Regions from separate parts of the Mus musculus genome. Here region 2 is linked to region 1. Evidence: chromatin loops called from intact Hi-C (ENCODE). Cell type or tissue: heart. All regions are shown on one strand.

Region 1 (8,000 bases):
CGCCTTCATTAAGAAAATTAAAACTGTGTTTTTCGAACCTAAGCCAAGCCTGTTCAGTCTCAGGCGTCAGTGGCCACCCCCGGGGTTTCCCTGAGCCAGGTTTTTCTTTCTTTCTTTCTTTTTTTTTTTTTTTTTTTTTTTTTGCCAGAATCAATCTCTTGGACCCGGCAGGTCTGGGCTGGAAAGATTGAGTGTGGTGACAGTAGCTGGAATGTTGGGATATTCCAGCTGAAGAACTCCATCATTCTTCTTGACCCCCGCCTAGCCTATGGCCTCTTGACTCTCCTCGCATGAGTCTTTACCCTGAGGCTTTGCGGTTCACGGTGGGCACACCTGTCTGGGCGTGGCTCCGGGGACACAGGTAGCATAGGGATGCGGTGGGATCTGCTGAGGGGCCTGAGTAGAGCCAGGAACTTAGACAGTTGAGTGCCTGAGTCTGGATACAGACACAAGTGCACGTGTGTGCCGTGCACGCGCGCGCGCGCACCACCACTGCAGCGCCTGCTCTCTCCATCGAATGACACAGAACAGCTGCGACACTAGAGTAGCCAGTGAGCCTTTTGTCCACCCAAGCGCAGGCAGCCCGCCAGGCAGTCAGACGGGCGGTGGCGTGTGCCTCCGACCCTAAGGTCTTGTCCCTTTGGCAGACTGCTGGGCCTTCGGGGACTTACTTGGGTTTCCACTTTGGTTTGGCGACACACCCTGATGAGTGTCACTTGGAGTCTGGGCGCCACTTCTATCTAGCTTGGGGCGGAGGGAACAGGTGGGAAGAGTAGGCTGCCAGGAGGTCCCATCCCTTTCTCTCTCCCCAGACACCCCAGTTTTCCTGAATCTCTGGTGGAGAGAGGGCTTCAGTGCTAGGAGAGCGGGTCACTCGGTGAGAGAGGTTGAGATGTGGCATCTGTAACTGTACAGTTGATTTTTTTTTTTTAAAGCACGGTTCATTTTATATTTTTGTTGTTGGTACCTGTCTCTCTTTGTTCAGCATTTTGCCTTTTGAAATGTTAATTATTCAGGACCCCTCCGAAATGTTCACCCAATTCAAGTTTCTAAGGAAAACATAGAAAAAAAATATTTGCGTATGTGGAGACACTCTTTCTTGGGACTCTAGGGGCAAAGAGAGGCTGCATCTTTGTCAGACTGCCCAGTGATGGAAAGCTTAACCACCTTTTTCTGTAAAGTGTGGTTATTAGGGCATCAGGATTCAGATGCAGGCTTGGGTGCTGTTGAGAGAGGGATGGGGTGGAGGGTACCTACTTGAAAGTGCACAATATTGGTATCTAATTCTCTTTCTCACGAACTCAAATGGATACAAAAAGCTTGCAAAATTCAAGTGACACCAGTCGCCTGATAGCTGTGGACAAGGTAACTAACATCTTTTACATCTGCACAACTTTCAACCACAAAAACGCTGGACATTAAAAATAAAGTTCTTCTAAGCAAGAGGGAAAACTAAAGGCTGATATTAGTGTTTTCTTTTATCCCATGGAGGTATCAGTTGATCCCGTTTCTTTTGTCGGCCCAACTGAGCAAACTAGAAGGGAAGAGCAGTCTCTGACCAGCAACAAATCCAGGGTGTTAAAAGCAAGTTCCTTGGATGATTTTTCTTTGCCTTTAAAGCAAAACAAAACAAATTTTAAAATTTTATTTCCTCCTGGAGAGTTAATTTTGTTGCCAAAACATAGGCATGGGGCTGTTAACAAGCCATTTGAGAAGCTAAGTCTCGGTGATCTCTTTCTTGCAATCATAATCGGCAAGTGGCTTAAGATTGATGGTGAGGTATTTTCTGTCTCTTCTGGAGGACCTTCGTGTCAATTTATTTAGAACACTGACCAGACTGTCAATGCCTCCCAATTTTATTAAGCTGTTTGTAACCAAACACAGTGGGATTTCTACCCTTCCTCCCTCGTGAGTGTGAGAGTATAGTGCTGACTGCTTCTTGTTCTGAGTTCAGCTGCAGCGGGGTCCACTCCCTTGTGTTTGTTTTATTGTGTTTATATAGTTGCACGGACAGCTATGCATTCCCTGGGCACGCAAATACCTATGTACACATATATTTAAGGCGGTCCATGTGTTGTGCAGTAACTTCTCTTACACTTTACTGAGCTTAAAGGGGACCTTTCAAAAAAGTCAACCGCAGTGGCAGACTTCCTCAGAGAAGAATGTACTTTTAAAGTAATGCAATGAACTTCAAAACAGATTCCTTCTCGGCATAACAGCTTGCTTGCTGGTGCATATTTAAATCTATCTCAGTTATTACAATAGTCCCTAACAATATTTCAAGCTCAGCTGCACTTAGCCATCCCTATTCTGCCCAAAAGATCTGGGTTAACTCCCACCACTGCCTTTTCCTAGAAGCGCCCCTTTCTGTGGGGTCCCAGGGTGCCTGACCCAGACCTCCAACATCCACAAACGAGGGTGGGGATCTGAGATGTGAAAGTGGAATCTGCAGAAGAGCCAGGGTAGAGAATGGATTGCGCAATCCAAGAATTAGAAGCACTGGGGAGGAAAGACACACCTTTTCCAAATGCACCGTTCTTTCCTTCCCCAGAGCCTCGTTCCTCAGAATTGCTCTCAGAAAAACCCGCAATCTGATTCTTTAAAATAAAAACCAAAAACTCCCTGAGAAGCCAAAGTCGTTCCGCGTGGTAGATTGCCATGTCTGATGTGGGGGGTCCAACTGCGGCGGGGAGACCCTTCTGACACGGCTGCTTTGTCAGCGTCTTCTCCCAGAGGCAGAGGCGATGGAGATGGGTCGCGTTACCTGCTTGCTTGCGCCTTCTACCCTGTGCAGAAATCCCAGGAGAGAGTAATCTGGACGCTAGAAGTACGCCGCTGTGCACCAAACCCCAACTCTCTGAAACCAAACGGCGCACCTTGCGGTGCAGAGAGATGAAGTGCTTACACTCCGGAGGCGGCAGGATATTGGGGTGCGCTTCAGCCGCTCTGTCCGCGTTCAGCAAAAGCAAGAAAACAGGGTCAGGGAAGAAAAACACAGGCATGGAAAAGACCTGTTTGTGTATGGATACTGTGACAACTAAGACAGACAGACAGACAGACAGACACACACACACACACACACACACACACACACACACACACACACACACATTTTGAATGCTCTGGGATCCCAAAGATGTGTGCAAAAGGAATTACCTCAAATTGAGAACTGCTTAAATTCCAAAAGCGATTCCTGTAGACTTTTATAAACCTGTGAAATCCCCCCCCCCGGAGTTTGCTTTTACAAGTACAAGAAATATTATTTGGCATTTCTTGTTGCCCCTCATCAGATATCTATTTTTTAATAGCAATAATAATAAAAAGCCTTCAGGGTTGTCCATTAAAATATATCTTTGGAAGTTAAATCTGCAAGGGGGGAAAAAGCAAACTTGATCAAACCCCTACAGAATAAGGAGATTAGAAAACGAATCCTTTTGCTTAGGCATTTGGTCGTTTATTCCCCGAGGCCAAGTGAAAGGTGTGAGTACTTTCCTGTTTTATTATTATTTTTAAAATTTATTCATTTAAATGTTCAGCCATGACAAGCTATTCCCTCGCTGCAGCGGACGAGGGTGAGAGTAGTGGAAAGGGTAGGTGGAGAAGGGTGGGGGGCGCAGAAAAACACCGTTGGCTTCGCGGGGGGCTGTCCCGCCGCGGTCTGCCCTGAAGGCCAGCAGGGGGCGCTCTGATGTTATCTGTGGACCAGCCCGCGGAGCCGCTCAGAGCTCGGTGACACAGGCTTGGCGGTTTCACGCAGCTGCAAGAGGAAGGGGAGGAGGATCGTACCTCCTAAACCCTCAACAACGATTCCACTCGGCTTATTTACCTTCGGCTGGAAATGTATCTACGTTTCACTTCAACTAGTTTAGTGCTGCAGCTCCGACCTCTTTTCATCTGTGTCTTTACAGAGCACATATAATCACACCCTCTTGAAATATATATTAATGCAACTTATTAGAAACGACGATGAATAGTCAACATTTTTTTCGCCTGTTAGTTCCGCTGATCCAAGCAGGATTTATTTGCAGGTCTCACATCCCGAAGTCATAATGCGCCCCCATCCCACCCCCCACCCCCCTTAAATAAAATTGGTCAAATGTTGACAACCTGTAAGACAACCTACCACTCAAGATTAGTGATGGGAAACTAATGAGAAAATATCAGATCGCCCGGCCCGAGGGCTGCCAATTAAATCTTCGCTGATTGAAAAATAAAAGCGGACTTGGGGTGTGAGCCCAGCTCAACTTGAACTATTAATTTAACATGTTGCCGGTCCGTGCCTTCCCTCACTCCACTAGCGCCTCCCCCCTCCCCCCACCCCATCCCTCAACCTAAAAGCCAAATGTTATTTCTCGAAATATTTCAAGAGGTCCAAATCAGAATGATCATTTCTTACACGGTAAATATTAGCCCTTTAAGCAATATGATTTAACTAATTAGAAAATTTACATCATTAAGTCTCAGGGAGAGAAAAAAGAGAAACAGATCTGCCAATCATTTTAAAGGAGACAGGCACTATTGAAGTGTGAAGAAATCGGCTCTAATTCAAAAAGGCAATCGGGCAGAAAAAGCCCTCAACATTACCCTGCTAGTTATTAATCAGAAAGGGCCCTCTCTTCTCCCTGCGCCCCTCCCCTCTGGGCACTGAGTTTAAGTTCTTTTTTCTTTTTCTTTCTTTCTTTTTTCTTTTCTTTTTTCTTTTTCTTTTTTTTTTCTTTTTTTTTTTTTTGCCAGTGGCCCATGTCATATTTATATTGAGGTTTTGTCTGCTAAGGATTAAAATTTGAAAATGTTTCAATATGAAGAAAACAAAATCCTCAAAAGGAAAAAAAATTCTTCGTGTACTGGTAAATTTGTTGTAATGCACAATTCTCACACTCCTCCTTATTTTTATTCTTTCTTCCCATTAAGTTCTATTTTGAAACCTGCTCGGTGAGAACTAGATAGTCTTTGTGTTCTGCTCCCCTCCCCCTCCTTGTACCTCCTCCTTCCTACAAAGCAGAAACCTAGACTGAAAGCAGAAAAGTACAAATACATTAACAAAGCCTGACTCCCTTGATAAAAAAGGCCACGGTCTAGGCTTACAGTCAGGAGTCTACAGAAATGGGAATCTGTCCGGTGGGTCTGCAGACAATAGGACACATTGAGTATCCCCCACCTATATATAGGAGTCCATACAGTGTGTAGTTAGAGAAGAAAAGAAGACAGGTAGGTGAGAATAATTTTAAAGTGCACTGTGTGTGAGTGTGTGAGTGTGTGTGTGTGTGTGTGTGTGTGGCTTTTGTCTACCTCACTTCTTTTCTATTCAGCTTAAAACAGCAGCCTCATTATATGTAGGTGCCCCTTCCCATCATACTTACTTAAGCCCTCCGTTCACCACACACATAGCCCTTTGCCCAGTCTTCTCATTCCCAGCAAATTAACTGAGAGTGAATTGCAAAGGGAGCTTTCTGAGTGGATCCTCTGAGACGTTCAGGCCCTTCCCGGCACCTCTGAGGACGCACTTTTAAACTGTCTTTGGGTTAAAAAAAAAATGTAATTCTCGGGCATCCGATTCCCTTTTGTTACCTCTTTTTTTAAATTATAAAGAAGTCAGGAAGACTCACTGTCTGCCACTCCCTGCTCTCTGATTACAGCTCATCACAGCTCAATTTTCCTCTCTCTGCTTTTTAGAAAGTTTCTCTACCATGCTCTTCATCCCAGTCACTGGGCCTCGGGACTCTCATCTTTGGACTTCTTTGGGCACCTGATCACTAGACTTCAAGTTTGCAGGAGAGAGCAGTAGCAGAACTGGGTTATTAACACAACACATTTAATTCTCTCCAAGAACTTTTACCGGGAAGAGAACTTTTACTAGGAAGAGCCAGTGGAAGGAGAAACCATCTGTAAGCAGTGTGCCCCTGAGGGTGGCTAGCGAATTGGGACACAGAGGCTGGGGACATGTCAAATATGGCAGATTTTGTGAAAGGGTCTTTCTGAGGTACACTTTAAGGAAAAGGGGTTGGGGCACTGGGAAGAGTCTAGAATCTTTCCGAAATGCACCTCTTTTTCTGGTTGTCCCAGAGCAGATGGGAGTCTCTTGTGCTTGCCTCTGAGAAAGATTAAATGAACACTTCTGTCATTTGAGGGAGGTGGGACACAGAGAGGTGGAAATACTCCAGACAATGGCCTCTGGCCATGGAGGGCTCCCTCCCAGTGCCCGATCCCCTGCGGAACTCTGCTTACCTTTGTAGCTGGTATTTCATCAGAAACCAGTGGAAGGTTCCTGGCTAGACGAAAAAGACCCGGAGAATCAACGTCTCTTGGATCTACTCCGAGGCTAAGAAACATTACAATAAAATTTACAGCGCCTTTAACAACTCGCAAGTAAAGCATTAAAATTCTCTTTAATTGAGAAGATATTGATTTTCAAGTCTAGAAAAAGCGAAATCGTAATTTAGTGGCAAACTTTTAGGCGAGAATATAGCGAGTTATGTCGCCATATAATGGATCCACTCTTAATCCACACACAACGTCACATCTTTAATTGCCCTACTTTGTGAAGTGATAAAGACAAAAAGGTAACCCGATCAAGGCAAATGCTTTATTTAAAAAAGATCTAGAGAAAGGATCTAGAATAATTTTATTTTCCGTTTATGTATAAAAAGAATTGTCTATCTTCTTTTTTTTTTTTTTTTTTGAAGTAGGGGAGAAAGGTCCAATGGGGAGAAAAGAAATAAAAAGAACGGAAAACCACAGACCAGTCTAAAAGCCACTCACGGTAGCAAATCCGTTGATATTCTTTACCGAAGGAGGAACGAAGCCAACGCATTTAGAGCAAATGCATTCACAGGCAAAATTGCATCCTCTGTGAACGAAACAAACCTAGGTCTATTTTGTTACTTTATTCCCGGGTCTTGGGGAGGGGGCGGGGTGTACAGAATCCATTGGTGGATAGAGGAGGGGAAGAAAATCAGACTTTCTGTTATTTCTGTATCGGTTTTTGGTATTATAGAGGAGTGAAGAAGTTTTTGTGTGGTGGTTTTTCATTGATCAGTCACTCTGAGCTAATGTAATTATCCTCATCAATAGGACGCTGCAGAGAGAATCATTATGTGGGTGACATTGATAAATGACCGCCCAGGAACGGCCCTCTCTCGGGCAACCCCCACATCTGACCCTCCCACACACACAATGTAGTCATAGAAACACCTACAAGGACCTAGAGCGCCGCCCAGCCAGAGGCCGGAGAGGGAAGAAAAGCCTCGGGCGGCGAGGTGGGGGCAGGAGAGGGGGCTTGTCCAGATCCCAAACTGTTGCAAGACAAAACCAGCCAGCCCCATGCGGGACAGGCGGAGTGGCGGGAGGGGGGACTATCCCCACGGGGCCCCCCAGCTGCCCAAGCAGAGTTGCCTACAACAAAGTGCAAATCTGCCCTGCAGACCGGTCAGTCCATTCCTCCTCCACACCTTTCTCCCACGTGCGAACTCACTCCAGGCTACCAAGAGATGCTTGGCCAGGCACACCCTGAAGGAGGATTGGCAAAGGAGTTTAAGGGTCAGGCCATCAACTTGCAGACGGCGAATTCTCACGCGCAGCCCCCCTCCCCTGCGTTCAAAACACCTCAAACACACAACAAACAAAACCAAATACCACAAAGGCAGAGACTGGGCGACACCTCCCCTCTGGCGCTCCTGTGTTATTTCCTGAGTGACCCCTTCTTTTCTCTTCACCTCCTAACCCAGAGCCTCTGATTATGAGATAATGGATTTTGTGATTGTTCCTGTCAGGGGGAAAAAAATTCCCCCACCGAACCCCGCGTTTTTATCTTTCCACTGTTTTATTTAAGCCAATGGGAAAGTATTGAGAACGGTAATTGATTCATAATGATCCATAAATCGGTGTCGGAAAGTGGGGGTAGGGCGGTGGTGCGAAGAGAAGGGGGCGATGCTGTTTATTTATTTTATTTCTAAAGCCTCAGCTAAAGTAGCTTTGACACTGTTGGGGCTGGAGGGGAGGGG
Region 2 (8,000 bases), 340 kb before region 1:
TATTTTTCAAAGTGTTGCGACTAAACCCCGGCCCTGGCTAATGATCATATTCCGTTTCAATAATGGAGTAGGAAGAAAAGCCATATTTCCATGCTTTGTTCTTTTATTCACATAAATAACTACCATTTGGAGAATGCTTTATGGGCAAAAATATACAACACATAAAGCAATGTTTTAAAATTTGAACTAAATCCACCAGAACTGGAAAGATCACCAAAATTAAAAAAAAACGTTGTTAATCATTTTGATTTTTTTTCAAAATATATTTATGAAACAAAACAAGAATATCCTAAAAGAACATTTTAGTTGCTATAGGCATGCATTTTCAATTATAATACCCTTGATTCCTCCCATCCCCAGTAAGAAAACAGACTGCCTCACAACTGCTTTTCCTAGCAGTTTAATTTTGAAAAATCTCTCATCTGTCCCTGCTTGCAATAGATTGGCCTTATGGCTAGGTTTCTCTCATTTTTTTTCTTTCATATTTTTCAGTTAAAGTTACAAGGAGCAAAATCATCTATTTTCAGAGGATTTTGCATGTTTGCTCATCTAAATATTATTTTTAAATGCAGAGCAGCTTATTTCTCTTACATCAACATATTAAGTGTTAGCTACAGCAACTTGTAGCAACACACACAACCCACTGTAAAGCAGACTGGAGCTAAGGGGGGGGGGATTCCTTCAGAGGTCGTATTTTCACTCTGCCTAACTAAACTATAAATTGAGATTACGACAATAAATTATTTTTATGATCTGGGAAGGAAAAGGTATGGGTTGAGTTTTCAAAGATATTTGGGTTTAATTCATATGTTAAATAGGCCAAGGATAACCAAACGTTAGAAGAAATTCAACCTGGACCTATGCTAAATAGAACCTCAAATTAGGCACTCACCACCAAATTAATTAGTAATTGATAAATTCAGTAGAAATATATCATTTCTTCATACTGCAAAGCCAAATAGTATGATTGAAAACTTAAAATACAAAAAAAAAAAAAAATTTAAACAAACAATCCTGACAATCTTTTAATCAAAGCTATTGTTTACAGCGTGGCTTTAAGGTCCTCGTAGTAACATGTTTAACTCGTTAAAAACACTCATTCAGCTATAAAACTACTTTCTTAGGTCATTTGATTCCTCTATAGCAAGCTGAAACCTCCCCCAAATGCCTCCATTGACATTTTTCCAGCAGTTACAATGGCTCTTAGTCCAAATGTCATTTTCTCGTTTCATCTTCAGTTCTCAAAGAGCAATCTGTGAAGCCATAATTTTACACGAATCCCTTTTCAGGTTTAAATGCAGTACACTAACTTTTAATCAGATCCCCGAGGTGTGGCAAATAAAGAGGCCGCTTGTGGAAAAGTCTGTTTTCCTAAGAGTTTAATCGGATACTTCCACACCACAACATTCTGTAGACATGGTTTTCGCTTTGAAAACATAATCTTATCAGAGGGTAGTTGGTGTAAAATCCTGTCTGTTTTCTTACCTTTGAATGTGAGCTCTATTTATACGGTTCCATAAATGATGTCTACAGCTAAGGCATTTCCTTATTGTAGAGTCTTACTGAGCACAGTTAATATAAAAACACGTAACACTTAGCAGGATGTCAATGTAGTTCCCCGGACAGTCTAACCTTATGAAAGCGTCCCCTTCCCATTGGAGGAAAAGACATGACAGCTGCATCTGAACTTGTCTTTCTGGTATTTTCCTCTGGCTGATTTTTTTTTCCCACAATACACAAAGGAGATGGAGTCTTCATTTGTAACCTCCGGTGAAGGTAGGACAGCCCATGAAGGAAATAGACACCCACCTCTCTCTCTGGATGGAAAAGCTAAAGAAACTTGGTGTCCAAAATGCAAGCACTTAATTCTCCTGACTATATTTTAAAATGCAACTGTAGCTTTTCCATAAATCTGTGTGGTGAAATATTTCATAACATTGCATAAGCTCTTCCATGTTTTTTTTTCCTTCCATGCAAGAATGGTTTGCAGAAAGTCCCAATGTTTCACTTTTTCAGCAAGTTACTTATACTTGGAAGTGACTTTACAATTTGTGGGAAAACAATAGGTACTTAGACATAGCCTACTTACCTGTTGCTCTCTGAAAATTCCCAACCGTGAGAGTGTGATTTTACTTCTGTTTTTAGGACATACCACCAACGAGTAGGGCAGGAGAGGCGGTCATAAACAGACCCTCTGGATCTGCGATTGGGCTCAGAGTTTTCTTGACAAATGGAAACAAACTTTCGAGTCCAAAAGAACATTCTGAAACACACCTCAACTTTGGTTTTTTTGGGGGGTAACGGCCCCGTGGAGACTGTCTTTATGAAGGGTCTTAATGAGTGTTCTGCCTGTATTTTTCTACTAGGGATGTCAAATAAGGTTCAAAAGCGAATGTAAACTGTAATGCAGTGACGCGCACTAAAAATAGCCCTATAAATCTGCTCATTTTGTTTAGATAGTCTCCAGAGTTGTAAAAAGTACGACTGCTCAGTTTTAGTATTGTTTTGGAAGAACTAATTCTGCAGAGAACAGACCACTGGCTATTCTCGATTACTTTGCAGAAGGTTTATTAAGGCTGTCTGTAGCCTTAATTTTTCTTTAAAGGAAACTTTATCCTCTATTTTTTCCCTAACTCTAATGGAATCTTCAATGGAAAAAAAAAAAAGAAAGAAAAGAAAAAATAAAATCCATTTATTCATTAGAATTAAGATTTCTCAGAGTAATTTTATCTAAAATGGAAATTAAATTAATTAAAATTCCAAATGGCATTCTCACCTCCAGGAATCAGTCAAAAATATGTTGCTTCCTAAGGTCCCAGTAATAGTCACAGTATTTACACCTAACTTACCATGAGGTTTTAAAAATAACTCCAGGAGAACATTTTTAGGACATTTACAATCTGAATTAGACAACAACAACAACAATAACAAGAAAAAATGAACAAAAAATCAGGCATTTCTCTGTGAAAAATAGCTACTGTAAATTAGGATGTTTGATGAAGGATGTATTTTTAGAAAACCCTGTAATTTGAATTTGAGAGATGGGTCAGGCTGCAGAGGAGAAGCAGGAGCCCTACAAAGGCTTAGGAAGGGGTTTTGTCTTTTCTCTTGAGAAGAAGTGCAGGAGGCACAAGCCCTTCCTTCCCCCTGTCTCATGATAGGCACAGGATTCCAGAGATTGGTCGGGTGACTTTGCACTTAGGCCAAGATTGATTGCAATCCGGGGCTTTGTTTTGTAATGCCTTATCCCAGCGGAGGCATGCATAAACACACGAAATGACTAAACTGGGCAGCCATCTGACCTTTCAGAAAAGAGGCAGTCTTAAAAACTGCATCAACTTTTCTTTGAAGAAACAAGCTTCATGTCATTGAAGGGAGCCTTGCAGCTTAGCTCCTTCGCTGCCACGCAGCCAGACTACACTGGAATTACCAAGAAATAGGAGGACCTAGGCTTTGCGCCTTCTTCTCCCCTCCCCCGCTCCCAACCCTCTTCCCCCTGAGTTCAGAAAGAAAATAGTGTTACTAGTCAAGTGATCATTGTCAAAACCATGGCAAGTGCCAAACAAGGCAGAGCCAAGCGATCATTAGTTCAGCATTCAGCTCAGATTTCTCTAATGTTCAATTAATGGGCTAGATTTCATCCAAGTTGGGATTTTTTTTTCTTTTCTTGTAAAGTCTCGGTAATGCTTTAAACCATCTTTTAAAGGGGTTGTACAAGCCAGGTTTACTGTCTTTAATCGGTTAATATTAAATTTTAAAAACCGAACTACGGATTCTGACAAACTTAGGTATCTCATTTTCATTAAGTGCAGTTTGAAATGACTAGTAAACGGAAGGAAAGAATTTGTTAAGAAATTTACCAGCACCACATTAGAACTGAACGTATGTGGCTTAATGACGTAAGATGTAAATAGCAAATCCAGCTCTCATTTATTGAAAGTTTTGGACTTAGGTAGAGAGGTAACAGAGAAAATTTTGACCCTATCTCTTAAAGCCAGCCTGGTAACTATGAATGAGAATCTGCCTTTCACATAAGTAAATTAATCTAATGTTTCAAATATTGAGAATGCTGTTGTATTTTTTTACTTCTTGACAAATGCCACCACAAAAAAAGCAACTACAAACATGAAAGTAACCAAGCAGAACTTTCAAAAGAGAAAGGAAAGCAATACGATAATTTTTGTTTGTAAACCCATTGACATAAAGAGTCTAACCTGTCACAAACTACACTTCACCACCGTCTGGCATTTAGGAACAGTCAAAGCCGACAGCATTTTGCTTTCATCAATTTTGTGTTAGAATTTCGAGAATCTGAATTTGGGAGGACATGGGGCAGGGGACAGGAGAGTGTGCCTAGATGGCTTCTCCTCCCTGGGCATGTATAATTGAGCGCAGAGACTGAATGCTGAAGAATGTAGTTGCTGCTTCTAAAAGGTAACTCGTGGGTTGTTTAGAAATGTTTTAAATGCCTGCTGATGAGAGTCAGAAAGGGAGGGAAAAAACAGAAGAGAGGAGAATTGGTTCCAGGGACAATCACACCATCGTCAAAAAGATTAACGGGCCACTAGGGGACAGCAGAAAGTCACTGAATAAGGCACTGGCAGGGACCAGAACAAAAGGCTTTTCTTTGTCGAAAGCGAGGGAGATAAGGGAGAGAGAGAGACAGAGACAGAGACAGCCAGAGAAAGAGACAGGGAAAGAGAGAGAAAAGAAAGAAAGATTTCCAAACCCAAATCATTTTACAAGTGAATTCAAAGCATATTTTTTAAAAGCAGAAAAAAAAGGCCAGCAATCTATTTTTGATTAAGTTCTGTGTACCAGAATACTATAAGCTATATATAACTGTTATGTTGACAAATACAAACATGATTCTATTTTCTGCTACTTAGAGTGAAGAAAAGTTTATGCCAGAAAAAAAGCAAAAACAAAACAAAGCAATGCACTATAAAACCCATCAGATGGAACATACTAAATGAGCAAACCCGGCATTGGCTCAGCAAAGCCCAGTGTGACGAGGGTCTTACCCATTTCAACAGTCACAGAATATAACCAGTAACCAGAACGTTGATCACAACTAGCCCTGAAAACGGGGAGTGGAGTGCCGGCACAGGCCCACCGTACAGCAAACTGGAACACTTACACTTAATTCTGAGTAGTGTGGGAATTAAAATGGCTAAAGAAGGATGAAATAATTTAACATTGGTCATGATCTTAAAGGCTAAGGTGCATCCTTGAGCTATTTGCTGTGTGAGATGCCCATCATTGTGTCTGTGTTTCTACAACTGCAATCATCCCAAACACCATACATAGGTTTGCAACCACAGATGACTGCCTTAAAAAGCAACATTCTTATCACTCGGCAAGACTTAGACTTTTAAGTTTCTTAAACCCATCATGGGTCTCCTTCCTTAGCTTGATCTTCACAAGGCCTACATCACTGGCCACTCAGTCTGTATCTCCCCTGCTAACAATGTCAATGATGCTTGGAATTATTATCATTATTATTATTATTATCATTATTATTATTTTAGTAATCCCTACCATCCGGATCCTGCCTCTTTGATGTGGACGTTTCTAGTCCTTGATTTGTGTTGTATGTACTCACTGTTTGCTTGACTCATAACCACCATTTCCCTTTATGTCATAGAATCAAAAGGTTGGGAAAGCTTTGAAAAGTCATTTCATCCCGTTTCTGGTTTGCATGTATTGTTTTGTAAAGGCAGAAATAAAATATGGCCAATCTGCTTCTTGGCCCTGATTCTCATATTTGACTACACCGGTTTTACAAAACAGGGTTAACCAGCAGCGAGTACTATTTCTCACACACTTGGACAATTAGGATTCTTTTCCCATGACCAAAAACAAAACTTTGGTTAAAATAGTCTGCTTAATATAAATACCTCCCATACTTTTCTCTTTTTCTTTTCTTGATGTATGCAATCCTCCCCCCCTTTTTTTTTCCATTCTGTATTTCGTTTTCTTCCGGCCAAATATCCTAAGTGATACTGTTCATTCATCCCATATGGTCTCTGGCCCCAGATCACAATTTATCCACTCTTTTCCTCTCTGGGGTCCTGCATGGAAGATTGTCCTTTCCTTTTTATTTTTCAACTTCAACTTTCTGACTTAAAATATAATTAATAACCATAATTCAACACAGCCTAAATCCAGAAAACCTGATGGTTCTCTCCTTGCACATCTCCTGGGGTTGGGAAGGCTTCTTAACATCTTGCTTGAATCCCCATTGACTGCACTTAAGACTCCACGGCTTGTACTGTCCTCAGAGGAAACAGAGACCAGCTGTTCACCTCTACCTGCAAAGGGCTGTGTTCTGTCATGGAAGGGAGGGCTGCTGTTAAGCCCTCCAGCTCTGCCTCTCCAGACTAAACAAGGCCGCTACTTCACCCCTGTTTCACTGGGGCTATTTCTCAATTCCTCAGCCTTCTTGCTGCTGTCTCTGAACCTACTGTAAACTCTGCACACTTGGCAGAAGTCTTGGGAAGGAACAGGACACAATAGGATAATGAGCAATTGATTAATATTGCATTTAATATGGACAGCCTGAATTCTTCTGTGATTGTCAGGATTTGTGTGTGAGCAACAGGGCTATGTTTTAACCCATAAGTACCTTTTTTTTTTCCTTACTTAAACTTAAGGAAATCCTTCCTGATTCTTAATTAATGTTTTTCATTCTGATAGTTAACTGTTTTTTACTTTTCCTCAAATAATGCTTACATTTTTCTCTTTGCTCCTATATTTCTTTTTACCTCCACTGTCTTTTCTCAAATGTAATTCACAATAACCAACATAATGACAAAATTGATAGGTTTTTAGGAGGCATAATTAATTGAAATGTGTATTTAAATAACTTTGTAATGGTGGATAGTGTGGCTTAGGGAAAGGGAAAGTCTGAAAAATATTAGTGCTACATTAAGAACAACGTAAAATTTTCTTTCAAACAAAAACACTTGATTAGCCTGACGTGGGAAATAGATTGGAAAGGGCATCAATAAGTGATGTCAACTTCTGCAAAACTAAGAAGCCTTTGGCCTTCATCCTTCGCTCAATCTCAGGGAAACTCTGTGAGTTACACGTTTTTTCACAACTGTGCCCACTGCTCTGCCTTGCCTCCTGCTTTATCAAATCAGAGAAGATAGAGGTGACCAGAGTTACCTCTCGTTTCCTCATCCCTGCCACTTGCAGATCGCAGCATGCTTTCTGCAGGCTCGTCTCGCAGGGCAGGTTATTCCACTTAGAAATGATATTCAGTTTTAAGGCCAGAGATAAGAATACAGCAAATTCTGAGCCATTCCCATGATAAGCCACTGATAAACAAAATGGTCAGTAACAAGAATACAGCAAAGAAAGAGCAAAGATTACTATATCCTGGTGCTGCCCAAAAACTGTGACAAAAAAGGGGGGATTGCTAATTCATACAACTTTAACATGAAATTATGCCTTGATGCTTTAAGTGTTCATACCAGTCACCTACATAAAAGGAGATGGCTATTTTGAGCAAAACACTCATTATCTGCTGTTTACCCCATGCCACAATTTCCTTTTATGGTGCTGGCGATTAAACCCAGAACTTTGTGCATGATAAATGTGTGTTCTGTTCCTGAGTCACACCCCCTATCTATGCACTACAAACCTGGTCTTTAAATAAAAAATAATTAAAAAAAAAAGAAACTCTATAAAACTGTTTGCGTGGTTTATAACCCACTCATCTCCAAAATAGCTTTCACCAGAATAGAAAGGAGGGTGAAGAGGGGCCATGCAGGAATGAAACCTTCAAACATGTTATCATATCATTCAGATGCTAGCCTACAGAAGATAGACTCATAAACGGATACTCCAGGGGGCTGCTGTTCCTAACGCCTGCAACCAAGAGACTCAAAGACAGCATCAAGTATCTGTTGACTCCATGTGCACAGGTCTTGTACACAAGAACCCTTTTCTCTATTAACTCTTAAAGCCCATTAGCTACCTTTATGAAGGAA

What was found. Hi-C counts contacts between places; a loop is a spot of excess contacts. Peaks named below come from ENCODE experiments on the same cell type or tissue, not always from the same donor. Only the 100,000 strongest peaks of a DNase experiment are listed, where the experiment ranks them.
Region 2: it touches region 1 in a loop (8-fold over the local background); 14 of 42 quality-filtered maps call a loop at or near these places.

The regions. Positions count from the first base shown.
Region 1 is chr2:115,852,289-115,860,288 of GRCm38, forward strand. No RefSeq gene overlaps it. Among named protein-coding and RNA genes, the nearest start is that of Gm31590, 49 kb to the left of the region's middle. In heart, a CTCF peak has its summit at 3,687 (motif pointing right); a DNase peak (open chromatin) is centred at 3,723; H3K4me3 peaks cover 5,113 bases; H3K27ac peaks cover 4,918 bases.
Region 2 is chr2:115,510,654-115,518,653 of GRCm38, forward strand. It overlaps 3110099E03Rik (RIKEN cDNA 3110099E03 gene), which reads right to left and starts at 1,548. Exons shown (of 3, transcript NR_030712.1): 1 at 1,486-1,548. In heart, a CTCF peak has its summit at 4,578 (motif pointing right); no DNase peak of the experiment used is centred here; H3K4me3 peaks cover 355 bases; H3K27ac peaks cover 2,726 bases.